Regions from separate parts of the Homo sapiens genome. Here region 2 is linked to region 1. A link is an interaction called in ENCODE POLR2A ChIA-PET data of the cell type or tissue named here. Cell type or tissue: OCI-LY7. All regions are shown on one strand. Each heading gives the region's core, and the rest is flanking DNA. Links, peaks and the distances in the headings are about the cores only. Region 1 overlaps KYAT1-SPOUT1 (KYAT1-SPOUT1 readthrough). Region 2 holds the start of PHYHD1 (phytanoyl-CoA dioxygenase domain containing 1).

Evidence for each region. Peaks named below come from ENCODE experiments on the same cell type or tissue, not always from the same donor. Only the 100,000 strongest peaks of a DNase experiment are listed, where the experiment ranks them.
Region 2: POLR2A ChIA-PET joins it to region 1 with 18 read pairs; 10 of 35 experiments call an interaction of 5 or more read pairs at or near these places.

The regions. Positions count from the first base shown.
Region 1 is chr9:128,834,114-128,849,859 of GRCh38, forward strand. It overlaps KYAT1-SPOUT1 (KYAT1-SPOUT1 readthrough), which reads right to left. Exons shown (of 25, transcript NR_182311.1): 2 at 11,240-11,298; 3 at 8,541-8,688; 4 at 4,105-4,254; 5 at 3,938-4,024; 6 at 3,572-3,700; 7 at 2,689-2,809; 8 at 1,884-1,960; 9 at 1,666-1,755; 10 at 1,368-1,554; 11 at 1,210-1,289. KYAT1 (kynurenine aminotransferase 1) reads right to left here. Exons shown (of 13, transcript NM_004059.5): 2 at 11,240-11,298; 3 at 8,541-8,688; 4 at 4,105-4,254; 5 at 3,938-4,024; 6 at 3,572-3,700; 7 at 2,689-2,809; 8 at 1,884-1,960; 9 at 1,666-1,755; 10 at 1,368-1,554; 11 at 1,210-1,289. The coding sequence starts at 11,292. Among named protein-coding and RNA genes, the nearest start is that of SPOUT1, 12 kb to the left of the region's middle. RefSeq lists an enhancer at 4,219-4,719 and a silencer at 11,028-11,254. In OCI-LY7, for the core only: CTCF peaks have their summits at 11,146 (motif pointing left) and 11,351; no DNase peak of the experiment used is centred there.
Region 2 is chr9:128,910,041-128,921,212 of GRCh38, forward strand. It overlaps LRRC8A (leucine rich repeat containing 8 VRAC subunit A), which reads left to right. Exons shown (of 4, transcript NM_019594.4): 4 at 6,056-7,999. The coding sequence ends at 6,331. It overlaps PHYHD1 (phytanoyl-CoA dioxygenase domain containing 1), which reads left to right and starts at 10,942. Exons shown (of 13, transcript NM_001100876.2): 1 at 10,942-11,172. LOC101929291 (a long non-coding RNA gene) reads right to left here and starts at 6,105. Exons shown (of 4, transcript XR_007061808.1): 1 at 6,025-6,105; 2 at 4,953-5,001; 3 at 4-198. RefSeq lists an enhancer at 1-485. In OCI-LY7, for the core only: no CTCF peak of the experiment used is centred there; a DNase peak (open chromatin) is centred at 10,661; H3K4me3 peaks cover 781 bases; H3K27ac peaks cover 2,594 bases.

The sequences.
Region 1 (15,746 bases), core at 3,744-11,743:
CGGGTGTGGTGGCGCATGCCTGTAATCCCAGCTACTTGGGAGGCTGAGGCAGGAGAATTGCTTGAACCCGGGGGTGGAGGTTGCAGTGAGCCAGATTGCGCCACTTCACCGCAGCCTGGGCGAAAGAGAGAAAATCCATCCAAAACAAAAACAAACACAAAGTCAGAAGAAAAGAATCCCAGAACATCATTCCAAGTCCCTCCCTGGGTATAGAGGGCAGAGGGAGGCTGACAGAGGGAGGATCATGGAGCAGGTCAGGGCAGAGCCAGAGAAGAACAAAGCCTTAGAGTCACAGATCAAACCTGGATGAACTCAAGAGTTAATGGGCCAACTCCTCACTGTACAGATGGGAAGATGGAGATCCAAAGAGGCAGGAAATCCTGCCAGCCCACACAGCATCTCTGTGCAAGTTAGAAACAGGTTCCTCAGGCCAGGCACGGTGGCTCACGCCTGTAATCCCAGCACTTTGGGAGGCCAAGGGGAGTGGATCATCTGAGGTCAGGAGTTGGAGACTAGCCTGACCAACATGGTGAAACCCCGTCTCTACTAAAAATACAAAAATTAGCCAGGCGTGGTTGTACATGCCTGTAATCCCAGTTACCCAACTACTCAGGAGGCTAAGGGAGGAGAATCGCTTGAACCCTGGAGGTGGAGGTTGCAGTGTGCTGAGATTGCGCCACTGCACTCCCACCTAGGCGACAGAGTGAGACTCTGTCTCAAAAAAAAAAAAAAAAAAAAAAAGGCCAGGAGCAGTGGCTCACGCCTGTAATCCCAGCACTTTGGGAGGCCGAGGCAGGTGGATTACAAGGTCAGGAGATCAAGACCAACCTGGCTAACATGGTGAAACCCCGTCTCTACCAAAAATACAAAAAAAATTAGCCGGGCAAAAAAAAGTAGCCTGTGGTCCCAGCTACTCGGGAGGCTGAGGCAGGAGAATGGCGTGAACCTGGGGGGCAGAGCTTGCAGTGAGCCAAGATCGCGCCACTGCACTCCAGCCTGGGCAAGAGTGAGACTCCATCTCAACCAAAAAAAAAAAAGAAAGAAAAAAAGAAACAGCCTCCTCATTCTCTGAAGTGGATACAACCCTGCCCCAAGGTTGACGGCAGAGGCTGGACTAAGATCTAGCCCAGGAGCCTCTTGCCTGGGCACCCTTGAGCAGCACACAACCTGTGAAACCATACATGGCTGCCTGGCAGAGGCCCAGCCCACCTTGTTCTTGATCATCCACTTGACGAAGCGTCTGTCATAGGGCTCATCCACAGCTCCAGGCAAGTCAGGCATCTTCCTCTCTGGGAGACAGAGGCCACACTGAGCCCCCTGCAGCCTCCAGCCCCTGCGCCCTGCCCAGACCGGCAAGTCTCACTCACTGAAGTCTGAGATGTCTGTGATGAGGAAGTAGCTGCCCTGAGGGATGATGGGCTTCAGGCCCACTGACTGTAGGCTACGTATCATGTGGTCACGGCAGCGCTGCATGGCCTGCGGGAACTGCACAAAGTAGCTGCTGGGTTGGCGGAAGAGCAGCTGCTCCCGTTCAAAGCTCTCGGCTACTGCAGCCTGGGCAGGGCAGATGGACACACAGATAGATCAGCTGTTCCCTGACGCGGGGGCCAGCCTGGGCTCTTTTGTTGTCCCCCCACTCCCCCGTGACGTCCTGCCCCTCTTCACCTGGCTCTGCGTGGGGCAGTGGAAGACGGAGTTCTGGTGCACGGTCCGCAGGTGCTTCATGATGTGATCTGGACCCAGGACCCAGCCCACCTGCAGCAGGGGCGCAGGTAGGGGGAGAGGTCCTTCCAGACCTGGCTAAAGCCTTCTTCATTCTCAGGCCCACCTCACTTGCCAAGGATCTTGCAGGGGGTGGTGACCTCCCACCCTCAGCAACTCACCTTCCAGCCAGTGGCGCTGAAGGTCTTGCCGGCGCTGCCGATGGTCAGGGTCCGTTCCCACATGCCAGGGAGGCTGGCTGCCCAAGGCCGAACAGAACAGCTGCTGAGACTGGGGTGAGGGGGACGGGGGAGGATGGTGGTCTGGGCCCCAGGGGACACGCATAGGCTTTTGACACCCTGGATTCCTCTACATACTAAGTTATTTGCACAATTTTTTTTCTTTCTTTCTTCCTTTCCTTTCCTTCCTTCCTTCTTTCTCTCTCTCTCTCTCTCCCTCCCTCCCTCCACCCCCCATTTCTTTCTTTGTTTTTTTTTTTTTTGAGATGGAGTCTCGCTCTGTTGCCCAGGCAGGAATGCAATGGCGCCATCTTGCCTCACTGCAACCTCCGCCTCCCAGGTTCCAGTGATCCTCCTACCTCAGCTTCCTGAGTAGCTGGGACTACAGGCACGTGCCACCATGCCCAGCTAATTTTTGTACTTTTAGTACAGACAGGGTTTCACCATGTTGGCCAGGCTGGTCTCAAACTCCTGACCTCAAGTGATCTGCCAGCCTCAGCCTCCCAAAGTGCTGGGATTACAGGTGTGACCCACCATGCTCGGCATAGGATTTCTTTGACCTCATCCTTTCGACAACCAGGGAGGCAGGTGCTACTGTGACACTGTGTACTCTGGGAGGCAAAGGTCACAGGATCTGCAGGGCTCCATAACCCTGGGTTCTAACTACCAGGCCTGCGCTGACTCTCAGGTGGGGTCAAGGCCCTCCCACCAATGTGCAGGGGAGGGGCCCCAGGCTGGCTTGGCTCACCAATGCTGATGTGCTGGTGCCCGTCGTAGACCATCCACTGGTAGACTTCATCAGTGATACACACCACGTCATGCTGCTGGCAAAGGCTGGCCACCAGCTCCAGCTCTTCCCTGGAGAACACCTGCAGATGCCCAAGGAGAGCACAGACCTGCAGCTGGGACCGTCCCCAAACACAGAGGCCTACTCAGAGAGGTTAAAGAACACAGCTGCGGCCAGGTGCGGTGGCTCACGCCTGTAATCCTAGCACTTTGGGAGGCCGAGGCGGGCGGAACACTGGAGGTCAGGAGTTTAAGACCAGCCTGGCCAACATGGAGAAACCCCGTCTCTACTAAAAACACAAAAATTAGCTGGGCATGGTGGCGGGTGCCTGTAATCCCAGCTACTCGGGAGGCTGAGGCAGGAGAATTGCTTGAACCCAGGAGGCAGAGGTTGCAATGAGCCAAGATCACACCACTGCACTCCAGCCTGGGAGACAGAGCGAGACTCCGTCTCAAAAAAATAAATAAATGGCGAATACAGCCAAGCCCAGTGCTAAGGGCTGTTCTGCACCATCACATTGGATCCCTGCAACACTGACCATGAGGTCAGTTCCCTCAGGTTCCCACATTACAGATGAGATACTTCGAGAGGCATAGTCACTATTCCAGGGTCACTGGGAAGTGATGGTGGCTCCCAGCCCAGTTCACTGTCCCAGCCCTCAGGCCTTCCCTGGGGATTCTTGCCCCTGTCCTGGGACCTCTGGAGTCTTGGTCCTCAGTGCTCATTGTGTGTGGCCCTCCCACACACAAACGAAGAAACGGAGGCCCCACAGCAGCAACTCAGTAACAGTGCAGGAGACATGACCAGGTCCGCAGGGGGCCAGGGAAGGAGGTCCCTCCAGTACCTTGCCCAGGGGGTTGTTGGGGGTGTTGAGGACCAGGGCTTTGGTGCGTGATGTGAATTTGCCGGCCAGCTCCATGGGGTCCAGCTGCCAGTTGCTGCTGGAACCCAGTTCTCCATTCTGGATGGGACCCTGCAAGAGCAGGTGGCATGGGGTGGTACCACTTAACCACCTGACATGCAGGTCTTCCCCAGCATCTATCCCCACCTTCTCTCCCCTGGGATCCCAACACACACACCTCCCCTCTGCCCTCCCAGCTTAGAGGAACTGGCTTCCTTCACTTCTTTCCTCCTTTTCCAACTCCCAGGGTCCAACTCAGCCCACGCCTTGGATCCCTCTGCCCATCCATCCTCTACCTAGCATCCTTACCGGCTTCAGGGACACAAACACAGGACGACCCCCTGCCATCATTGTCATGGGCTCGTAGCAGTCAAAAAAGGGTTCGATGATGATGACCTGATATAAGGGTCAAATCAGCTGGAGTCAGCATGGCCCTGACCTCTCAGTCCCACTCAGCCCAAGTCTTGCCCACTCACCTCGTCTCCTTCGTCCACCAGGGCCTGGAAGGCTGTGAACAGGGCCCCATAGCCACCAACAGTCACCAGCACATTCCTGAGCGGGTCTATCTCCTGACCCAGCAGCTCCCCAAAGAAACTTGCCAGGATCTTCGTCAGTGGTGGGTAACCCTGCCAGGACAGCAGGGGTTAACTGTCCAGCTCAGCCTGGGCCCATCCTCCGGCCCAGCTGTATCCAGGCAATTCTAGCACCTTCCAGCAGCAGGCCTGGGGGCAAAGTCAGGTACTGGTAGCCTGGGCCCCAGGGGACGTGGAATAGATCAGCTTTCAACACTCTGGATTCCTCTACACACCAAGCTATTTGTGGGATTTCTTTGATCTCATCCTCTCAACAACCCAGAGGCAGGTGCTATTGTGATCCTGTGTACTCTGGGAGGTAAAGGTCACACAATCTATATGGTCCCAGACTCCAGGGTGCCAACCACCAGGCCTGCACTGACTCAGATATCCAGTGCTAAGCTCTTCCATCTCCTCCACCAGCATTTGCCACAGGGCCTGTTCTGTGCCAGGCCCGAAGCCCAGGGCGGGGATTTAGCAGAGAACCAGAGGAAGTGCTTGCCTCCATGAACCTCAGTCCAAGAGCCCACAAGGCAGTAGAAACTCCCCACTTTCCACATCTGTAAGTTTAAGAAGCATGTTTGTGCCCACTTGATCCTCCCAGCAGCTTTGCGGGAGAGGCTTTTATTTATTTATTTATTTATTTATTTATTTATTTATTTATTTTGAGACAGGGTCTCACTCATGTCACCCAGGCTGGAGTGCAGTGGCACAATCGCGGCTCCCTGCAACCTCCGCCTCCTGGGTTCAAGTGATTCTCCTGCCTCAGCCTCCCAAGTAGCTGGGACTACAGGCACGCACCACCATGCCTGGTTAATTTTTGTATTTTTAGTGGAGACGGGGTTTCACCATGTTGGCCAGACTGGTTTCGAACTTCTGACCTTGGGTAATCTGCCTGCTTTGGCCTCCCAAAGTGCTGGGATTACAGATGTGAGCCACCGTGCCTGGCCTGATGCCCACTATTTGACAGGTAGAAAAATAGAGACCCAGAGAGAAGAAATTACTTGTCTAAAGTCACACACAGTTGACAGTCAGGAACCTCATGTTGCAGCTTTGTAAGCACCCCTTTTTGAGAGGAAGATTAGATCCAGAAACTTGTTTGCTGAGGACACTTATAAAATACTCAAGGTGAAACCCCGTCTCTACTAAAAATACAAAAAATTAGCTGGCATGGTGGCGGGCACCTGTAGTCCCAGCTCTACTCGGGAGGCTGAGGCAGAAGAATGGCGTGAACCCGGGAGGCGGAGCTTGCAGTGAGCCGAGATCGCGCCACTGCACTCCAGCCTGGGCGACAGAGCGAGACTCCGTCTCAAAAAAAACAAAAACAAACAAAACAAAACAAAAATACTCAAGGCTAAGCCAAGTGATTGAAACTTTATCTAGAACTCAACTCAGTAACTCACTAAACCAGATTTGGCCACACAAATATAAAAATTTTCTGTACAACAAGAGGCACAGGCCAGGCACCGTGGCTCACGCCTGTAATCCTAGCATTTGGGAGTATGAGGCGGGAGGGTTGCTTGAGGCCAGGAGTTTGAGAACAGCCTGGGCAACACAGAGGGACTCTGTCTCTACTGATGGAAAATCAAAAAAATTATCCAGGTGTAGTATCACGTGCCTGTAGTCCCAGGTACTCGGGAGGCTGAGGCAGGAGGATTGCTTGAGCCCAGGAGATCAAGGCTGAAGTGAGTTATGATCACACCAGTCTGGGTAATAAAACTGAGACTCTGTCTTAGACAATAAATTAATTAATTAAATAAAAATAAAAGGCACCATGAGCAAGGTCAAAACAGGAAGAGAAAAATATTGCAACATACAAGAAAGAGGTAAAATATTTAATGAGGCTGGGCACAGTGGCTCATGCCTGTAACCCAGCACTTTGGGAGGCTAAGGTGGGAGGATTGCTTGAGCCCAGGAGTTTGAGACCAGCCTGGGTAACATAAGGAGACCCTGTCTCTATTTTGTTGTTGTTGTTGTTGTTGTCACCCAGGCTGGAGTGCAATGGCACCACCTCGGCCCACTGCAACCTCCGCCTCCCGGGTTCAAGCGATTCTTGTGCCTCAGCCTCCCAAGTAGTTGGGATTACAGGCACCCACCACCACGCCCAGCTAATTTTTATTAGAGATGGGATCTCACCATGTTGGGCAGGCTGGTCTTGAACTCCTGACCTCAGGTGATCTGCCAGCCTTAGCCTCCCAGAATGCTGGGATTATAGGCGTGAGCCACCATACCCAGCTTTTGTCTCTAGTTAAAAGAAAAAAAAAAGAAAGAAAGAAAGAAAAGAAAAAGATACATACCCAAATGATTTTTTTTTTTTTTGGATCAAAGAAGGAACTTTCCAACCAGCTCTGAGACCAGCCTATTGGCAGGGATGTAAATGAGTAAACCTTACTGGAGGGCAATTATTTACTTAGTTGTTTGTTTATTTTTCAGACAGGATCTCACTATGTTGCACTGGCCTCAAACTCCTGGGCTCAAACAATCTTCCTGCCTCAGACTCCCAAGTAGCTGGGATTATAGGCACACACTGTTTCTTAACAATATCCACCTATTGTATTTATAAATATTTATAGTCTTTCTTTTGCTAGTTTTACCTCCAGGAATTTATCTTAGAGAAATACATATGTATACAAAGATGTCCACACAGGGATATTTGCTGTGGCATTGCTTATGATATTGAGATAGCAGAAGCAGTCCATCAGTGCAGAACTGCTTAAATAAATTATGGCACATCCAGGCAACAGAACAGTATGCAGCCATTAAAAAGAACGAGTGCGGTCGGGTGCGGTGGCTCACGCCTGTAATCCCAGCACTCTGGGAGGCTGAGGTGGGTGGATCACGAGGTCAAGAGATCGAGACCAACCGGACTAACATGGTGAAACCCAGTATCCACTAAAAATACAAAAAATGGCCAGGTGCGGTGGCTCACGCCTGTAATCCCAGCACTTTGGGAGGCCGAGGCAGGCGAATCACGAGGTCGGGAGTTTGAGACCAGCCTGGCCAACATGGTGAAACCCCGTCTCTACTAAAAATACAAAAATTAGCTGGGCATGGTGGCGGGCGCCTGTAATCCCAACTACTCAAGAGGCTGAGGCAGGAGAATGGCTTGAACCCAGGAGGCGGAGGCGGAGGCGGAGGCGGAGGTTGCAGTGAGCCGAGATCGTGCCGCTGCACTCCAGACTCCAGCCGGGGCGACAGTGCGAGACTGTCTTAAAAAAAAAACAAAACAAAAATTAGCTGGGCGTGGGGGCGCACCCCTATAGTCCCAGCTACTCGGGAGGCTGAGGCAGGAGAATCTCTTGAACCTGGGAGGGGGAGGTTGCAGTGAGCCGAGATTGCGCCCCTGCACTCCAGCCTGGCGACAGAGGGAGACTCCATCTCAAAAAAAAAAAAAAAAAAAGAATGAGGGTTCAGTGGCTCACGCCTGTAATCCCAGCACTTTTGGAGGCCGAGGTGGCAGGATCACTTGAGCCCAGGAGTTTCAGACCAGTCTGAGCAACATGGTGAAACCCTGTCTCTAAATTAGCTGGGTGAGGTGGCATGCCCCTGTTGTCCCAGCAACTCTAGAGGCTGAGGTGGGAGGATCACATGAGCCCCAGGAAATGGCATATCATGTGAGCCCCATGAGGTACAGGCTGCAGTGAGCCGTGATCATGTCACTACACTCTAGCCTAGGTGACAGGAGTGAGACCCTGACTCAAAAATAAATAAATAAATATATAAATAAAATTAGCTGGGCATGGTGATGCACACCTGTAGTCCCAGTTACTCCAGAGGCTGAGGTGGGAGGACCACTTGAGACTGGCAGGGTCAAGGCTGCAGTGGACCATGATCGCACCATTGCACTCCAGCCTGGATAACAGAGTGAGACCTTGTCTCAAAAAAGAAAAAGAAAAAAAGAACCACTGTTCTAATCCAAGCAGTGTCACATATTTACTATGTGGTCCTTTCCGGAAAACGTTTGGATTTATTGTGTAATCCAACCAGTAGCTCATCTTTCAGGACTTGGTTTAAGTGTCACCTCCTCCAGGAAGTCTTCGTGCATCTCTCCAGCCCCCTCCCCAGGTTTCATTCCCTCTTTCTTACTCGCACGATATCCCATCCTCCTCCATCACATCATGTATCAACTGCCTGTCGTTACTGGCTTCTTGTCTGCCATCCCCACTAGACCACGAGGCGAAGGCTCTGGGACAGAGGATACGCTCAGTAAACACTGAACTATGGTCATACAGAATCCCCTGGCTCTGTCCCCTGAAGCCTGACAGCTGTGTGGGCTTGAAGTCCAGAAAGCCCTGTCCCCTTCCTCCCCCAGTGCCTCCACGAGAGATGGGGAGACTCACAAATGTCTTGGTGTACTGGTTAAGCATGAAGTCTCCACTGACAGCGTGCTGAAAGGCTTCCACGGCAAAGTCTGGTGGTGGGAAATCCGGGAAGCCCTGGCCCAAGTTCACGACGTCATGCTCACTGGCCAGTTTCACAAACTCCACCCTGGGTAACAAATGGAGAATCAGCACCAGCCCAGCCCTCCATGGTGACCTGGACTTCGGCCTGTTTAGAAAAACTGGACAACCGGCCAGGTGTGGTGGCTCACGCCTGTAATCCCAGCACTTTGGGAGGCCGAGGTGGGCGGATCACCTGAGGTCAGGAGTTTGAGACCAGCCTGGCCAACATGGTGAAACTCTGTCTTCACTAAAAATACAAAAGTTAGTCAGGCATGGTGGCAGGGGCCTGTAATCCCAGCTACTTGGAAGGCTGAGGCAGAAGAATCACTTGAACCCGGGAACCGGAGGTTGAAGTGAGCCGAGATCGCACCATTGCACTGCAGCCTGGATAACAAGAGTGAGATTCTGTCTTAAAAAAACAAAAACAAAAAACAAAAAACACACACATACACACACAAGAAAAACAAAAACTAGACAATCAGCAACTGTCCTGGCCTGAAGATCTGCCTAAGTGTCACAGCTGGTCCCCTACATTGAGATTAGGTCAGTCAGGCACATTGTTAATCGCAGGAATCAGCCCAGGGGCTTTCCAAGTTCTTCCACCATGACCCATAGGAAGAAATCATCTTTTTTTTTTTTTTTTGACAGAGTTTCGCTCTATCCCCTAGGCTGGAGTGCAGTGGTGCAATCTCAACTCACTGCAACCTCCGCCTCCCGAGGTCAAGCGATTCTCATGCCTCAGCCTCCTGAGTAGCTGGGATTACAGGCACCCGCCACCACGCCCAGCTAATTTTTGTATTTTTAGTACAGATGGGGTTTTGCTATGTTGGCCAGGCTGGTCTCGAACTCCTGACCTCAGGTGATCCACCGCCCCCCTTGGCCTCTCAAAGTGCTAGCAGTACAGGCGTGAGCCACCACTACCGGCCAAGAAATCACCTTTGCATCATCAACCCTGTGGAGCACAAACATGGAATGGAAGCTTCATCCTTCTTGGTGCAATCTACTGCAGTATTTTCTGTCCTGTCCTATCCTACTCTATTCTTTCCAAATACTAGTTGAGACCCCCTGTACAGATTGCATGACTCCTCCTTGGATTCGTCAACACCACAGTTAAACGCTCTGCTCATATAGCCTTCACAATGGCCTGTGAGGCACATCTTGTTCCTGGACCACTGTGGGGATAAGGAGTGGAGTGACTTGCCTAAAGCCTCCCAGCTAGTACAAGGCACAGCCAGCCAGCCTTTCTACTTCCATCTCAAGCAAAGTTTGATGCTCTTGACCCTACTCTGGGCAGAACAGGGCCCCACCAGCCCAGGCACACATCATCTCTGGACCCATAATCCTCTGTTCTGGCCCTGCCTGGGGGCCACCTCTCCAGGTGGGAGAAAGGCTGGGAAGCTGGATGAAGAGGCTGGTATGTGGTTTGGGGCTAGTTTGGAGCAGAGTGAAGACCTGGCTGAGTTGAATTTGCATACCAATAAATATGTCTAAAATGTGTCATTTTTGGCTGGGCCCGGTGGCTTATGCCTGTATTCCCCAGCACTTTGGAAGGCCGAGGAGGGCAGATCCCTTGAGGTCAGGAGTTTGAGACCAGCCTGGACAACATGCTGAAACCCCATTTTCTCTAAAGATATAAAAATTAGGGCCAGGCACAGTGGCTCATGCCTGTAATCCCAGTACTTTGGGAGGCTGAGGCGGGTGGATCACGAGGTCAGGAGTTCGAGACCAGCCTGGCAAACATGGTGAAATCTCATCTCTACTAAAAATACAAAAAAAAAAAAAAAATTAGCTGGGCGTGGTGGCGCACGCCTGTAATCCCAGCTACTTGGGAGGCTGAGGCAGGAGAATTGCTTGAACCTGTGAGGGGGAGGTTGCAGTGAGCCGAGATCATGCCACTGCACTCCAGCCTGGGTGACAGAGTAAGATTCTGTCTTGCGGGGGAAAAGAAAAAGAAAAAAAATTAGCTGGGCGTTGTGTTGCACGCCTGTAATCCCAGCTACTTGGAGGCTGAAGCAGGAGAATCATTTGAACCCAGGAGGCAGAGGTTGCAGTGAGCCGAGACCGCACCATTGCACTCCAGCCTGGGCGACAAGGGCAAAACTCCGTCTCAAAAATAAAATGAAAATAAAACAAGTCAAAAAAGAAAACAATATCAACCTCTGCAAATGTCTGGTGAAGAGCTGACTGTATCTTACTTGCTTATTTTACTTATCTTAGTTTATCTGACTCTATACCAAGTGAGAAAGAGTCATCCCTGGAAAGGCCTTAGCTTGGTGCCTGGGTAGAATGGCTTTGGACAGCATTTTACTTTTTCCTCCCCAACGCTCTCCAGGTGGGTATAACTCTTCATTTTGCAGCTGGGGAGATGAGGCTCAGAGCAGGTATGTCACCTGTCCTAGTGGCACAGTCATGCAGAAGAAAGCTGAGATTTGAACCAAGCCTACTCCCTCGGGCCCTGTCTCTCCTGAGCTATGGCTGGAATCTGGCAGTCTGTGTACCGCCACCATCTGGAGTACTACTGAGTTGCTGTAAACCCAGGGATGGCCAACCCATGCCCGAGGGGACACCCACACACCTCCCCAGCCCAGCTGGCTCACCAGGGGTTGTAGTCGATCCCGTCTAGCCTTCGGGCCTGCAGCTGTTTGGCCATGGCGAGCTGGAGACGAACAAGTGGAAGGTCAGAGATGGAATCTGTCTGGGTGCAGCAGTCCGAGCTTGCACACAGGAGGGACAGCTGCTTTCAGGCCACAGCGCCATCCTGTCTGCTCCCAGGAGGGGGAAGAGATAGAGTTTGCAGAAGGGCAGGTTTCTGCCTGCCTCCCAAGCCTGTTATGCTCCAACACCCTCACCTGGTTCCTCTTGACTCCAGCAGCCTCCACCTCCCCAACCTGCAGGGGCTGCCTGGCGCCTGCCCAGTGGAGACTTCCAGCCCTGGCTCCATGCGTCCTGAGACAGAGCCCTGACTTGGCCAGGTTAAAGTCTGACTCAGGAAGGGCTGAGGGTTAAAGAAGAGGAGCAGGAGGTGGGTGGAGCGGAGAGGGAGGATAATGGCAACAGTGACAGCAGCAGCCTCCACTTACAGAGGTCTTGCTAAGCACTTCCATTTCATTCCCTGAATGACCTGGTCAGGCCTATCTTATCAATGAGAAAACAGAAGGTGGAAAACAGAGGCTGGAGGGTGCAGGAGGGGGAGTGATGTGTTTAAGGCCACACAACACACACACTCAGACTTAGGCCTGTTGGACCCAAGGCCATGTCCTAACTCTGAGGGAGGCACTAATCCGCTCCTCGGAGGGTCCCGGGGTCCTGGCTCCTGGCTCGCCCCTCCCCTCCCGGTGTTCCTCCCAGGCCAGCTCCCTCCTCAGCCACTGGTGTGCAGAAACTGGCCAGGGGCTGGGCACAGTGGCTCACGCCTGTAATCCCAGCACTTTGGGAGGCTGAGGCGGGCAGATCACCTGAGGTCAGGAGTTCGAGACCAGCCTGGCCAACATGGTGAAACCCCCATCTCTACTAAAAATACAAAAATTAGCTGGGCGTGGTAGCACGCACCTGTTATCCCAGCTACTTGGGAGGCTGAGGCACAAGAATCACTTGAACCTGGGAGGCAGACATTGCAGTGAGGCAAGAGCACACCACTGCACTCCAGCCTGAGCATTAGAGTGAAACTCAGTCTGGGAAAAACAAACAAAGAAACTTATCTGGGCGTCATGACACATGCCTGTAATCCCAGCTACTCAGGAGGCTGAGGCCTGAGAATCACTTGAACCTGGGAGATGGAGATTGCAGTGGGCCAAGATCGTGCCAGCCACTGCACTCCTGCCCGACCCAACGAGCAAGACTCTACCAAAAAAAAAAAAAAAAAAAAAAAAAGAAAGAAAGAAATTGGCCAGACCTGAGAGCCACCAAACTCAGGTCCTAACCCACCTTGGCTGGGTGACCCTGGATAGGTAATTTGGCTCCTCCTGTCCTCAGAATCCCTTCAGCAGCAGGGACCTCACATGGGCTTTGTGGTCCCTGAGGAACCTTCCGTTCCTGTGGGTTTGCCAGTCCCAGATGGCTGGTGGGCCGTGGAGCTGGGGATCCAACATTCTTCTCAGCCACCTGCTGTGGTCAATAGTGAACCCTGGCTCAGGATTTTGCTCAGTTCCACCTCGCTCAGTTCCCACTGCACTCTCACTAGAGGTGCCACAATAGTCTCCATCTAACAGATGAGGACACTGAGGCTTGAAGAGGCTCAGGTACCTGCCCAGGGTCAGAAGAGAAGCTGGCAAGGACCTGGTCAGGGTGGCAGCCACAGTAATCTCAACACCAGGCCCCCCTGTCCTGGAGGGGCCTTGGGACCATTTGAGTAAGTGCCAGGTCTTCCATGGCCCAGGAACCCCACCGCGCCTGGCTCAGTTGACATTTATTGAGTCCCTACCAGGTACTGGGTTCTGGGATGGGCACAGGGGATCATGGGAAGCAGCACCCTACAGCGCCCAAGCTGACTATTCAGATGCAGAGCTACAAGTTCTAGACTAGAGAAGCAGGGGCAAGGGAGAAGCCCACATACAGGCTGCAGTTAAAGAGGGCTCCCTGAAAGAGAAGGCTCATGCACAGCTTTGAAGCCAGGAACGAGCCAGACCCCAGAAGCCCCAGGCCATGCAGGTGGCAGAGTATTGGGGTTAGGGCACTTACAGTCTGGTGCAAGAACCAAGTGAGTGGGGCTCCAGCCTTCCTTCCCTGAAGGGGCCCCACCAGGTGCACAGAGATGGCTGCTGCAGTCCTGAACATGCCTCCCAGAGCCTTGGGGCACTGCAGACTTTTCCAGAGGCAGGGGAGAAGGGAGGAAACAGCCCTGGCCAGAAAATGCCTCCGAGCTCAGGACTTGGGTCCCCCACACACAGCTCTAACAATAACAACAACAACAACAACAACAACAACAACAATATGGTCATTGCGTGCCAGGAATAGCACCAAGTGCTCTGTTGCATGATTATCCGACTCCGTCCTTATAAGAACCCTGTTACTCATATACAATACACCCCCCAGCAACCCAAGTGACCCTTTCAAAACACAAATCACCTCTAATTAAAAAATGATCCAGGAGAGGATCACTGATAGCCCTGAATATCACCAAGAGCATAAACCAAACATGTTCTGACTCTGGAAACACATACACCACCTGCAAATTATTCCTGCTGTAAAAGTGGCCCTAAATTAGATCACACTGTTGAATGACTAAAATACAGGGACAGAAGAACATGTTAAATAACACCATGGAGATGCAATCAACAAATTCAAGCAGGGCAATGTGTCTCACACCTGTAAACTCAGCACTTTGGGAGGCCAAAGCAGGAGGATCTCTTGAGCCCAGGAGTTTGAGACCAGCCTGGGCAACATACTGAAACACCGTCTCTACAAAAATACAAAAATTGACCAGGTGTGATGGTGCACACCTGTAGTCCCAGCTACTGGGGAAGCTAAAGTGGGAGAATCACTTGATCCTGGAGAGGTCAAGGCTACAGTGAGCCATGATCCCACCACTGCACTCCAGCCTGGGCGACAGAGGGAGATATGTCTCAAAAAAAAAAAAAAAAAAAAAAGTAAATGCCTGAAAAAGAAGAAAAAAATTGAAGAAATCACACTGCACAATTTGGAAGCTTAATGCAAACATACAGGAACCAAGAAAGTGTGATACTGCTTAAAGATAGATATATAAGTCAATTGAATAGAACTGACAGTCCAGAAATAAATGGTCACAATTGCTATTTGATAAGATGCTAAGAAACTCAAATGGGGGCCAGGCATGGTGGCTCACGCCTGTAATCCCAGCACTGTGGGAGGCTGAGGCGAGTGGATCACTTCAGGTCAGAAGTTTGTGACCAGCCTGGCCAACATGCTAAAACCTCGTCTCTACTAAAAATACAAAAATTAGCCAGGCATGGTGGTGTGCACCTGTAATCCCAGTTACTGGGAGGCTGAGGCAGAAGAATCACTTGAACTTAGGAGGTGGAGGATGCAGTGAGCCGAGATCACGCCACTCACTGCACTCCAGCCTGGGTGACAGAGTGAGACTCTGTCTCAAAAAAAAAAAAAAAAAAAAAATTGGGAGGCTGGGTGTGGCTCATGCCTGTAACACGAACACTTTGGGAGGCCAAGGCGGGAGGATCATTTGAGGTCAGGAGTTTGAGACCAGCGAAACCCCATCTCTAATAAAAATACAAAAAATTAGCTGGGTGTGGTGGCACATGACTGTAGTCCCAGCTACTTGTGAGGCTGAGGCAGGAGAACTGCTTGAACCTGGGAGGCAAAGGTTGCAGTGAGCCAAGATCGTGCCACTGTACTCCAGCCTAAGCGACAAAATGAGACTGTCTCAAAAAAAAAGGTGGGGAGGCCAGGCATGGTGGCTCATGCCTGTAATTCCAGCAATTTGGGAGGCTGAGGTGGACGGATCACCTGAGGTCAGGAGTTCGATACCAGCCTGGTCAACATGGTGAAACCCCATTTCTACGAAAAATACAAAATTAGCAGGGCATGGTGGCACATGCCTGTAGTCCCAGCTACCCAGGAGGCTGAGGCAGGAGAATCGCTGGAACCCAGGAGGCGGAGGTTGCAGTGAGCCGAGATCACACCACTGCACTCCAGGCTGGGTGACAGAGCAAGTCACCGGCTCAAAAAAAAAGCGGGGGTGGGGGGTGGGAAATAATAATCTTTTCAACAAATGAACAAATGGTGCTGAGACAACTAAATATCCACATGTAAATGAATGAATTTGGGGCCAGGCGTGGCAGCTTATGCCTGTAATCCCAGCACTTTGGGAGGCCGAGGCAGGCTGATCATGAGGTTAGGAGCTCAAGACCAGCCTGGCCAAGATGGTGAAACCAAGATGGTGTACTAAAAATACAAAAAATTAGCCAGGCATGGTGGTTGGCACCTGTAATCCCAGCTACTCAGGAGGCTGAGGCAGAGAATTGCTTCAACTTGGGAGATGGAGGTTGCAGTGAGCCGAGATCACGCCACTGCACTCCAGCCTGGGAGACAAAGTGAGACTCTGTCTCAAAAAAAAAAAAAAAGAAAAGAAAAGAAAAGAATGAATTTGGACCTCTATCTCACAGAATACAC
Region 2 (11,172 bases), core at 3,173-11,172, 75 kb after region 1:
TACCTGGCTGGGGAAGCCCCCATCCAAGGGCCCCTTGGTGGAGGCAGGCAGTGTGGATGGAGGGCTGGGTACTCCTGTGGCTCTGTGGTCTGGCCTCCGAAATGGAAACAAAGCCACTGCCATTGTGGGGAACGTCCCTCTTCCACCCGTCCTGGGGACCTGCAGGTTTTCCTGGGCCTCACATCCAGGTGGAGATTCCTGTAGTGAGACATGTGGTGGAGGAAGCCTGAGGCCAGGCGCTGGGAGACAAGGGAGAGCCCAGCCAGCCACCCTTCTGCCCCCGACACAGCAGCAGCTGTCGTGCCGGGCCCCTGTGAACTTCACTAGGGATGCCACCAGGTTCAGGAGGCTGAAGAAGAGACTCGGAGTTGACCAGGCCCAGTGGGTCAAACCTGTAATCCGAGCACTTAGGGAAGCCAAGGTGGGGCGGTCACTTGAGCTCAGGAGTTCGAGACCAGCCTGGGCAACATAGGGAAACCCCATCTCTACCAAAAATACAGAAATGATCCAGGCATGGTGGCATGTGCCTGTAGTCCCAGCTATTTGGGAGGCTGAGGCAGGATCGCTTCAGCCTAGGAGTTCAAGACTGCAGTGAGCTATGGTTGTACCACTGTACTTCAGCCTGGGCAATAGAGTGAGACCCAGTCTCAAAGTAAAATGAAGAGCCCTGGAGCCGGCCATTGAAACATGGGGTTTATTTGGGGGAACTTACTTACAGGGTGGTCCAGCAGCAGTGAGCCAAATAGGAAAACCACTCCTGCTTATAAAAAGCGTGCAGCTCATAGAGCATTTTCACTAAGCACCCTCCCCTCTGCAGCCTCCGTGTGGCAACCCGCGTTTCTTAGTTCGGTTGTTGCTGTTGGGTGCATCTGCCATGCAGCAGCCCCACGGTGCAGTCCCTGTTGGTTTCGTGGGCACCTGCTCTGTGTTCGCCCTGTGCCAGGCATGATGCACCTGTCCTCCTTCCACCAACCTGCTGAGTCCTCCCAACAGGGTCTGTCTATAGCATCCTCAGGCACGGAGGGAGGTGGCCCCTGGAATGCCCGGTCTGTCTATAGTATCCTCAGGCACGGAGGGAGGTGGCCCCTGGAATGCCCTGTCTGTCCTCCTGGGCCCCAGGACAGGACACACCTTCTCCAGCATCACTCAGACTAGATGCTTCAGGCCCTCCAGATGCCTGCTGGCTTGGAAGCCTTCCTCCCCTCTTCCCCAGGGCTCCCTTACTGCAGAGCAACCTGCAACCCACATGTATCAGGGATTTTGACAAGTCCTTATCTCCGGCCACCCCATATTATGACTTGAGCACAGTGGGAGAGTGGACCAGGGCAGGGTTTTCTCTTGTAGTTTCGGGACAGGCCCACTGAATAGGAAAACTGGAGTCCCCTGGGGAGAAGCCACATTTGGGAAGCACAGAACAAACCCAGCCCTTCTTTAATCTGTGGAGGGGGAGACCCTGTGGCTTCCCCATAGCACAGTGCTGCCCTTGATAAGCTGGGACTTCCTCACAGCTCCTGCCATTCCTGCCCTGTCCCGGGTGCTGTGCTGGGGCTGTCCTCCTGGTTGGGGGAGGGTTCAAGCCTCCAGCCTGGCTCCCCATCCTGTCCCCCACCCCCAGCTCCTCCCGCCAAGCTTGCCTGTTAGTGTCATGCCTGCTGGCTGAGGTCACCCCTCAGGAAAGGAGCTGGCGGCAAGCACGCTGTCCCAGAGGAAGGAGACCCTCTGGACACCCTGTTTAGCACATGGCTTAATCACATCCTGTCCCCACCCCCTGGAACACCAGAGCCTTAATAGGGAAAACAGTTCACTTGGGCCAACCCCAGGCAGGCCCCTCATTCTGAGTGGGAGGCCTGAGCCCCTCTTCCTCCTCACTCGGGCTTGATGGCTCCTTCTCAGCCACCTTGGCCAGTGGTGACCAGGAGGGGTGGGCGTGGCCTGCCCACGCCCTTGCGTGCTGTTTCTCCAGATTTATACTCTTGCTAATGAAAGCCTTGACAAGACAGTATTCATTCGTTCACTCGTTTACTGATGTGTGCAAATTGTTATGTTTTGTTTGTTTGTTTTTTTGGTAGAGACAGGGTCTCACTGTGTTTTCTAGGCTGGTCTTTAAACTCCTGGCCTCAAAGCCTCCCACCTTGGCCGCCCAAAGTGCTGGTATTACAGGCATGAGCCACTTCGCCTGGCCTTTGTGCAGATGTTTTTTGAGCACTTCTAGAATCCAGCTATGGAGCAAGGCGCCGGGGACATGGGGATGAAGAAGGCCAAGTAACGAGGCAGTTAGCACAGTGCGTAGGCGCTCTGCTGGAGCACCAGGTCCCTGGGAACACAGAGGAACAGGCCCCTGAAGAACGAGGAGGAGGAAGCCAGGTGGAGGGGAAAGGGACAGTCCAGGAGGTTCTGGTGGGGAGGAGCAGTGAGATGGGCTGCCCAGGAATGTGGGCATCCTGGAGAGCAGAGGTGGGGCTATGGGGGGGGGTGTGGATGGCAGGGGGGTCCTGTCCTACACCTCAGTTTCAATTGTCTCTTCATTTGTTTAACAGCCGATCCCTTGCCAGCCCATAGGCTCTGATGACTAAGACCTAGCTCTTTTGTTCAAGCAAGTGTTTACCGAATTCCTAGTGATTGAGTGGGTGAAGGAATGAGCTGACTTGCAGCGTGAGGTTCCTCTTGCGGTAGTGTGTGGGGTGGGGTGAGTGAGAGGTGGGAGGTGGAAGAGAGCTGTTAAGAGACCACGATTAGCCATCAGGTGAGGCCACGGGGCCTGGCGTGGCCAAGGCAGGTAGGGATGGAGAGACATGGACGGATCTGGGAGACGCTGGAGGGGGAATTCAAAGGGACGGGAGTTGATGGTGGGGGTGGTCTGAGTGACTTGAGCTTTTTTTTGTGGATTGTTGAGACTGGAGGAAGCACAGGTTTTCAGAGGCCAAGGTGTGTCTCATGTCAGGTGTCTGGGGCTCTGGGATGTCCAAGGGACCATCTTGAATCCACCTGAAGCCCAAGGAGTCACCCTTTCCAGGCTCATGGGTGAAGATGGGTCCTTGACTTGCTCACTGTGGAGAGCAGAGAGGGAGAAGGACAGGAGTCTGCAGAAGAGGAGGGCGAGGCCAGAGCGTGGGGCACATGGGGCCTGGGGAGTTGGCTGGATTAGGAACTGGTGACTTTGGCCAGAGAGTTAAGGGTGGACAGGGTCATGGAGGCAGAGTGAGGAGAGAGACAGCGGCTTTCCTGCAGTTGGTCAGGAAGGCCAGAGAGCCAAGGACAACGCTGGGGCCCTGGAAGCCTCCTGAGAGAGTTGTCCTTTTCAAAGATCAGGTCGAGTTGAGGCCTTTCAGTGCCGATGGGGACCCACTGAAGTCTCTGGGGAGGTAGGAGAGGGTGCAATTGGGGGATTGGGAACCAACTTCAAGCCTCCAGGGCACGGGCCGGCGACAATCCGACAATCCAGCAGAGAAGGATCGGTCCAGAGGATGGGTGTGGCTGTGGTGGGAGCCGAGCAACTGAGAGTACCTCCCCTTTTCTCTCTGGGGCCTGGAGAGGGCTCCCTGGCTCAGAGCAGGGCATGTTCTGGGGAGGAGGCCTTTCAGGGAGGGGGCTCCAGAGCCAGGCTCCATATGGACCCGAGCTCTGCCACTCGCTGTCCAGAGCTTTCCCACTGTCCCTGACCACTGCATGTGTCAGCAGAGGAGATCACGGGGTGGGAGTGGGGTCTTTCTGGGAAGGCTCTGGCCCCTGGGTGCTCCAGAGCCCACTTCCTGTCTACCCTCTGACCTTCAGCCCCTGCTGACCTCAAAGCCAACCCCAAATGCATTCCTGATCCTTGGTCACAGTGGTGGCAGTGTAGGATACACAGGTTAGGAGCCTTTTTGAAAGCACCCCCTGTGCCTGGGCTGGGCATGGTGGCTCACGCCTGTAATCCCAACACTTTGGGAGGCCGAGGCGGGCAGATCACCTGAGGTCAGGAGTTCAAGACCAGCCTGGCCGACATAATGAAACCCCGTCTCTGCAAACAATACAAAAATTAGCCGGGCATGGTGGTATGCGGCTGTAATCCCAGCTACTCGGGAGGCTAAGGCAGGAGAATCACTTGAACCTGGGAGGTGGAGATTACAGTGAGCCAAGATTGCGCCACTGCACTCTCTGGGTGACAGAGTGAGACTCCGTCCCCCGCCCCCGCCCCCCAAAAAAAAAGAAAAAGCACTCTGCCGGGCCTTGGCCATGCTTATCTCCCTGCTGGGAAAGCCACGTTGCTCCCCAGGAACTCCTGGGCCCTTCTCTAAACGCGGCTGGAGAGAGCAGGTGCCCGTGAGGTTGAGGTCCGAGTCTGCAAAACGGTCCTCAGCCACAGAGTGTCCAAGCTCAGTTTCTAGTCCAACCTGTGCCTTTTACAAATGGGGAAACTGAGGCCCAGAGAGGGAGGGACTTCCAGAGTTACCCTGTAACTGAGTGCCATATTTGGCAGAAGGGAAATACAGCATGGGCTCTGAGTGGGAGGAAATAAGACGTACATCCTCTCCTGACCCTTTCGGAGAGGCTGCAACCTCAGACGAGTGGCGTGTCATCTCTCTGGGCCTCAGTCTCCTTGGCAGGAAAATGGGGGCGGTGATAGAGCAAGCTCAGAAGGGCTGCTGTGCCATCTCCCCATCATCCTCACTTGGGATCAAGGCCCAGGGCTCCTGGCTCCTGCCCTCCTGCCCATCCCATCTGAAGGAGGCAGCCTCGGGACGGGCAGGCTCAACTCATGGCCTTACTTACACGCAGTAAGAACTCATGGCCCCAGCTGATTCCTCGCAGCAGGGCAGGGAAGAAGCTGGCATACGTGAGGCTCTTCCTGTGTGCCAGGAGACAGCACGAACCCACTGCAGCCCCCTGTTTGCTCCTTGCTCCGCTAACAGTGTGGACGGTTCACCAGAGCATGGGCTGTTGAACCGGGTTCAAATCCTGGCTCCATCACTTACCAGCTGAACCTCTGGACAAGTCAGCGTCTTTGGGCCTCAGTTACCCCATCTGTAAAATTGGAAGAGTATTGACAGAATATTTATAGGTAGTTTGCTGGTTAAATAAATTAATAGTATCAGTGCTCACAGTGAGCCTGCCACACATTAAGCTGCATACGGGTGTCGTCTGTTAACAGTAATTGCTCCATATCCTCAGGGAATGTGGTCCAAGGTCCCCCGTGGATGCCTGGCACTGCAGGTAGTGCAGAACCCTATATGTTCTGTTCGTTGCTATTCACAGGTACCTATGATAAAGTTTAATTTATAAATTAAGCATAGTACACTTAGGCTTTGAGGCTATTATTATTTTTTTGAGATGGAGTCTCACTCTGTCACCCAGGCTGGAGTGCAGTGGCGCGATGTCGGCTCTGCAAGCTCCGCCTCCCGGGTTCACGCCATTCTCCTGCCTCAGCCTCCCGAGTAGCTGGGACTACAGGCGCCCGGCACCATGCCCGGCTAATTTTTTTGTATTTTTAGTAGAGACGGGGTTTCACCGTGTTAGCCAGGATAGTCTCGATCTCCTGACCTCGTGATCCGCCCGCCTCAGCCTCCCAAAGTGCTGGGATTACAGGCGTGAGCCACCGCACCCGGCCTAGGGGGTGGATTTTCTCAGCATGCTGTTTTGCTTTCATAAATTGTTGTTAAGCTGGGCAGAACCAACAGCCTGGCTCCTGGTGAGCCCTGGGATGGAGGTGGGAGCAGCTGGCCAATGCGATATACTTCCCAGGGCCAGGTGCTGGAAGATAGTGGGGATCGAGGCAGGCAGGTCTCATCCTTAGAGCCCACATCAAGGGGGTAACAGATGGAAGGATGAGCACTGCGAGTGGGGACATGGGGGCCATGAGACCCAGGAGATCAGGGAAGGCTTCCTGGAGGAAGTGAGCAAGAGCTGAGACCTGGTGCACAGGCAGATGTTGGCCAGAGTTTGGCCCAGATTGTGCTGATGCTGGGGGCCTGGGGATCAGAAAAGATGCTGAGATCTTGGGGAGAGAGGGAAGGGAAGCCCAGAGGCCCCGTCCAAGCCCACACCCACCTCACTCTCACCCCTGCTTTTTTCCCTCCAGATCGAGACGCTCCCTCCGGAGCTCTTCCAGTGCCGGAAGCTGCGGGCCCTGCACCTGGGCAACAACGTGCTGCAGTCACTGCCCTCCAGGGTGGGCGAGCTGACCAACCTGACGCAGATCGAGCTGCGGGGCAACCGGCTGGAGTGCCTGCCTGTGGAGCTGGGCGAGTGCCCACTGCTCAAGCGCAGCGGCTTGGTGGTGGAGGAGGACCTGTTCAACACACTGCCACCCGAGGTGAAGGAGCGGCTGTGGAGGGCTGACAAGGAGCAGGCCTGAGCGAGGCCGGCCCAGCACAGCAAGCAGCAGGACCGCTGCCCAGTCCTCAGGCCCGGAGGGGCAGGCCTAGCTTCTCCCAGAACTCCCGGACAGCCAGGACAGCCTCGTGGCTGGGCAGGAGCCTGGGGCCGCTTGTGAGTCAGGCCAGAGCGAGAGGACAGTATCTGTGGGGCTGGCCCCTTTTCTCCCTCTGAGACTCACGTCCCCCAGGGCAAGTGCTTGTGGAGGAGAGCAAGTCTCAAGAGCGCAGTATTTGGATAATCAGGGTCTCCTCCCTGGAGGCCAGCTCTGCCCCAGGGGCTGAGCTGCCACCAGAGGTCCTGGGACCCTCACTTTAGTTCTTGGTATTTATTTTTCTCCATCTCCCACCTCCTTCATCCAGATAACTTATACATTCCCAAGAAAGTTCAGCCCAGATGGAAGGTGTTCAGGGAAAGGTGGGCTGCCTTTTCCCCTTGTCCTTATTTAGCGATGCCGCCGGGCATTTAACACCCACCTGGACTTCAGCAGAGTGGTCCGGGGCGAACCAGCCATGGGACGGTCACCCAGCAGTGCCGGGCTGGGCTCTGCGGTGCGGTCCACGGGAGAGCAGGCCTCCAGCTGGAAAGGCCAGGCCTGGAGCTTGCCTCTTCAGTATTTGTGGCAGTTTTAGTTTTTTGTTTTTTTTTTTTTAATCAAAAAACAATTTTTTTAAAAAAAAAGCTTTGAAAATGGATGGTTTGGGTATTAAAAAGAAAAAAAAAACTTAAAAAAAAAAAGACACTAACGGCCAGTGAGTTGGAGTCTCAGGGCAGGGTGGCAGTTTCCCTTGAGCAAAGCAGCCAGACGTTGAACTGTGTTTCCTTTCCCTGGGCGCAGGGTGCAGGGTGTCTTCCGGATCTGGTGTGACCTTGGTCCAGGAGTTCTATTTGTTCCTGGGGAGGGAGGTTTTTTTGTTTGTTTTTTGGGTTTTTTTGGTGTCTTGTTTTCTTTCTCCTCCATGTGTCTTGGCAGGCACTCATTTCTGTGGCTGTCGGCCAGAGGGAATGTTCTGGAGCTGCCAAGGAGGGAGGAGACTCGGGTTGGCTAATCCCCGGATGAACGGTGCTCCATTCGCACCTCCCCTCCTCGTGCCTGCCCTGCCTCTCCACGCACAGTGTTAAGGAGCCAAGAGGAGCCACTTCGCCCAGACTTTGTTTCCCCACCGCCTGCGGCATGGGTGTGTCCAGTGCCACCGCTGGCCTCCGCTGCTTCCATCAGCCCTGTCACCACCTGGTCCTTCATGAAGAGCAGACACTTAGAGGCTGGTCGGGAATGGGGAGGTCGCCCCTGGGAGGGCAGGCGTTGGTTCCAAGCCGGTTCCCGTCCCTGGCGCCTGGAGTGCACACAGCCCAGTCGGCACCTGGTGGCTGGAAGCCACCCTGCTTTAGATCACTCGGGTCCCCACCTTAGAAGGGTCCCCGCCTTAGATCAATCACGTGGACACTAAGGCACGTTTTAGAGTCTCTTGTCTTAATGATTATGTCCATCCGTCTGTCCGTCCATTTGTGTTTTCTGCGTCGTGTCATTGGATATAATCCTCAGAAATAATGCACACTAGCCTCTGACAACCATGAAGCAAAAATCCGTTACATGTGGGTCTGAACTTGTAGACTCGGTCACAGTATCAAATAAAATCTATAACAGAAAGTGGCCTTTGGAGGTCTTTGTGTCATGGGAGGACGCTTCCCTCACTTCTCTGAAGCCTGCCGGGCCGTGTGGAACGTTGCTTGGGCACCTACAGGAGAGTTAACTCTGCTCATCTCCTGCCCCATGAGACTCTGTGCCTTTGGAGGCAGTTACTGGAGCTTGTAAGCTGGACGCAGCACCTGCTAGGTAACAGGCTGTGACCTGGGCTGGGGATCCCATAGCCAGCACAATCTCTGTCATCCTACTCACCTGTGGTTGGGCACTCATGAGGGGGTTTTTTTGTTGTTGTTGTTTTTTTGACAGGGTCTCATTCTGTCACCTAGAGTGCACTGCTGGAATATAGTGGCGTGATCACGGCTCACTGCAGCCTTGACCTCTCCAGGCTCAGGTGATCTCACCTCGGCCTCCCAAGTAGCTAGGACCACAGGGGCATGCTGGCTAATTTTTTTTTTTTTTTTTTTTTTTTGAGACAGAGTCTTACTCTGTCACCCAGGCTGGAATGCAGTGGCTCGATCTCGGCTCACTGCAACCTCCGCCTCCCAGGTTCAAGTGATTCTCTTGCCTCAGCCTCACGAGTAGCTGGGACTACAGGTGCCTGCCACCATGCCCAGCTAATTTTTGTATTTTTAGTAGAGACAGGGTTTCACCATGTTGGCCAGGCTGGTCTTGATCTCCTGACCTTCTGATCCACCTACCTCAGCCTCCCAAAATGCTGGGATTACAGACATGAGCTACTGCGCCCAGCCGTGCTGGCTAATTTTTGTATTTTTTGTAGGGACGGGGTTTTGCCATGTTGCCCAGGTTGGTCTCGAATCCCTGAGCTCAAGAGATCCACCCACCTCAGCCTCCTAAAGTGCTGGGATTATAGGCGTGAGCCACCGTGCTTGGCCCCTCATGAGTTTTGATGGGTGGGGATGGGAGAGGAGGGCACTGGAATGGGAACCAGTAGTCCTGGGCCTTTGTCCCAGCTTCATGGGACAGGATGTGCATGAAGCTAGGCAGATCCCTTCTCCAGTGGCCTCTGTATCCCCATGTGGACAATGGGAATTTCCACTCTGTGCTCTCAAAGGTCCCTTGCAATTCCAACAGTGAGTCCCAAGTGGTCTACAGAGGTGGGGCTGAGAGTCATCGTGGGGAAGCCTGCCTCAGCTCCCAGCCCCTTTGGGGGCCTTTGGGAGGTAGTGTGGTAAAGGGCAGAGGCTGAGACAGCTGCTTCCAGATGCCAGTTCTGCCGTGTTTGATGTGGGGCTTCAGTGTTCTCATTTGTAAAATCAGGAAGGTAATGGCACACTTGCAGGACTGTTCAAGGAACAATGGCGATTATGTAGGTAGATGGGGTTTTTGGTGGAGGACCTGGCTGCTAGTACCCAATAAATGGCCTTGTATCTTCCACCCAGACCAAGGATCCTTGTGGTGGGCCAACGTGGGCGCCCTGCGGCAGGAGACTGGGTGAGGAAGAAAGGCCATCATATCTGACTTTGACCTTAGTGATGAGGCCTGGGTGGCTGCTTGGGCACCTCCTCTACAACTGGACAGAGTCTATCCCTCCTCCCTCCACGGGGACTCTGACCCCTCCAGGTGAACTCAGGCCTGAGCCAAGATTCCCTCCCTCTTCTCCCCCTGCCATGGGCTGACAGGCTGAGCAGCTGGACTGTGACTGCCGGGCTGGGGCCTTCTTTTCTGTTTCCGTGGTGGAGGTCCCTCCCCCAGTTTGGTACCCTTCCCACCACCCCCCGACCCCACTCCCGCCCCCACCCTGGCCTTGAGGCTGTCCAGCGCCTGGAGCAGGAGAGTTCGATCTGGAGCTGGTTTACATTTGGAAAAAACCACCATGTAGAAACACCGCCCACCCACTTCCCAAAGTTGAGCAGAATGAACAGTTAGTGGGAGGCTGGGCCTCTCCCCTCCCCCTCCCCCACCCACCCAGGGCTCTCCACTCTGCCTAAAACCACTGTGGTGGTCTTCTCTCTGATTGTAACAGCAATTTTGGAAGCTCAAAAAAATTGTTTAAATTATATTCCACCCAGCTGGGCGCGGTGGCTCACGCCTGTAATCCCAGCACTTTGGGAGGCCGAGGCAGGCAGATCACAAGGTCAGGAGATTGAGACCATCCTGGCTAACGCGGTGAAACCCCATCTCTACTAAAAAATATAAAAAATTAGCCAGGCGTGGTGGCAGGCGCCTGTAGGCCCAGCTACTGGGGAGGCTGAGGCAGGAGAATGGCGTGAACCCGGGAGGCGGAGCTTGCAGTGAGCTGAGATTGCGCCACTGCACTCCAGCCTGGGTGACAGAGCGAGACTCCATCTCAAAAAAAATAAATAAAATAAAAAATAAATAAATAAATAATATTCCACTCAGAACAGCCCCTGCTAACATTTGGTGAACAACTTGTTCACCAGTTGGTAGGCACTTACTCAGCGCCAGGCCTGGTGCCAAGCTCTTTATCAGCTGCGAAGCATTCATCTTATTTACTGCTCACAGGGGATCCTACTGCTAGCCCCAAATTACAGACTGGGAAAGTAAGGCCTGAACATCTGGGACGCAAACACAGTCTGCTTCACTGAGTCTCTACTACAAGCCTTCTGTGGGGGCTCCCAGGGGAATGGCTGGCCCAGTCCGAGGGGACCTCAGTGTTCTTGGCACATGGTAGGCATCTGTCTTTGTTGGGCAGTTGCATCAGAAGGGTTAAGGACAGCTGGGAACACATCCTGCCTCTAGTGAACCTCGTGGTTCTGTCATCTGCCTGCCCCTCACCCAGCCTAACCCCTCTGAACCAGGAGCCTGAGCTGCACTTACTGCTCCCCCCTGCCCCCCGGACGGCCTGGACCAAGCAGCAGCTCCCAGAGCGGTGGCCCAGCAAACACGACTTGACTCGAGGCCAAGGCTCTTGAGGGCTGAGCAGTGTCCCCATGCACACTCCTGAAACACTTTGTCCCTTCGCCATTCAGAAGGCATCATTTTGGGGAAGGCAGCAGCCGGTTTTTCAGAGCCAGCGAGTGGCCCTGCCAGCTGCTGAGCAGGGCAAGCTGAGAAGGGTGGTGGTGTGCAAGTGTTATTCTCTCTTTTTGTTTTTGTTTTTGTTTTTTGAGATGGAGTCTTACTCTGTCGTCCAGGCTGGAGTGAGTGCCGTGGCATGATCTCGGCTCACTGCAACCTCCGCCTCCTGGGTTCAA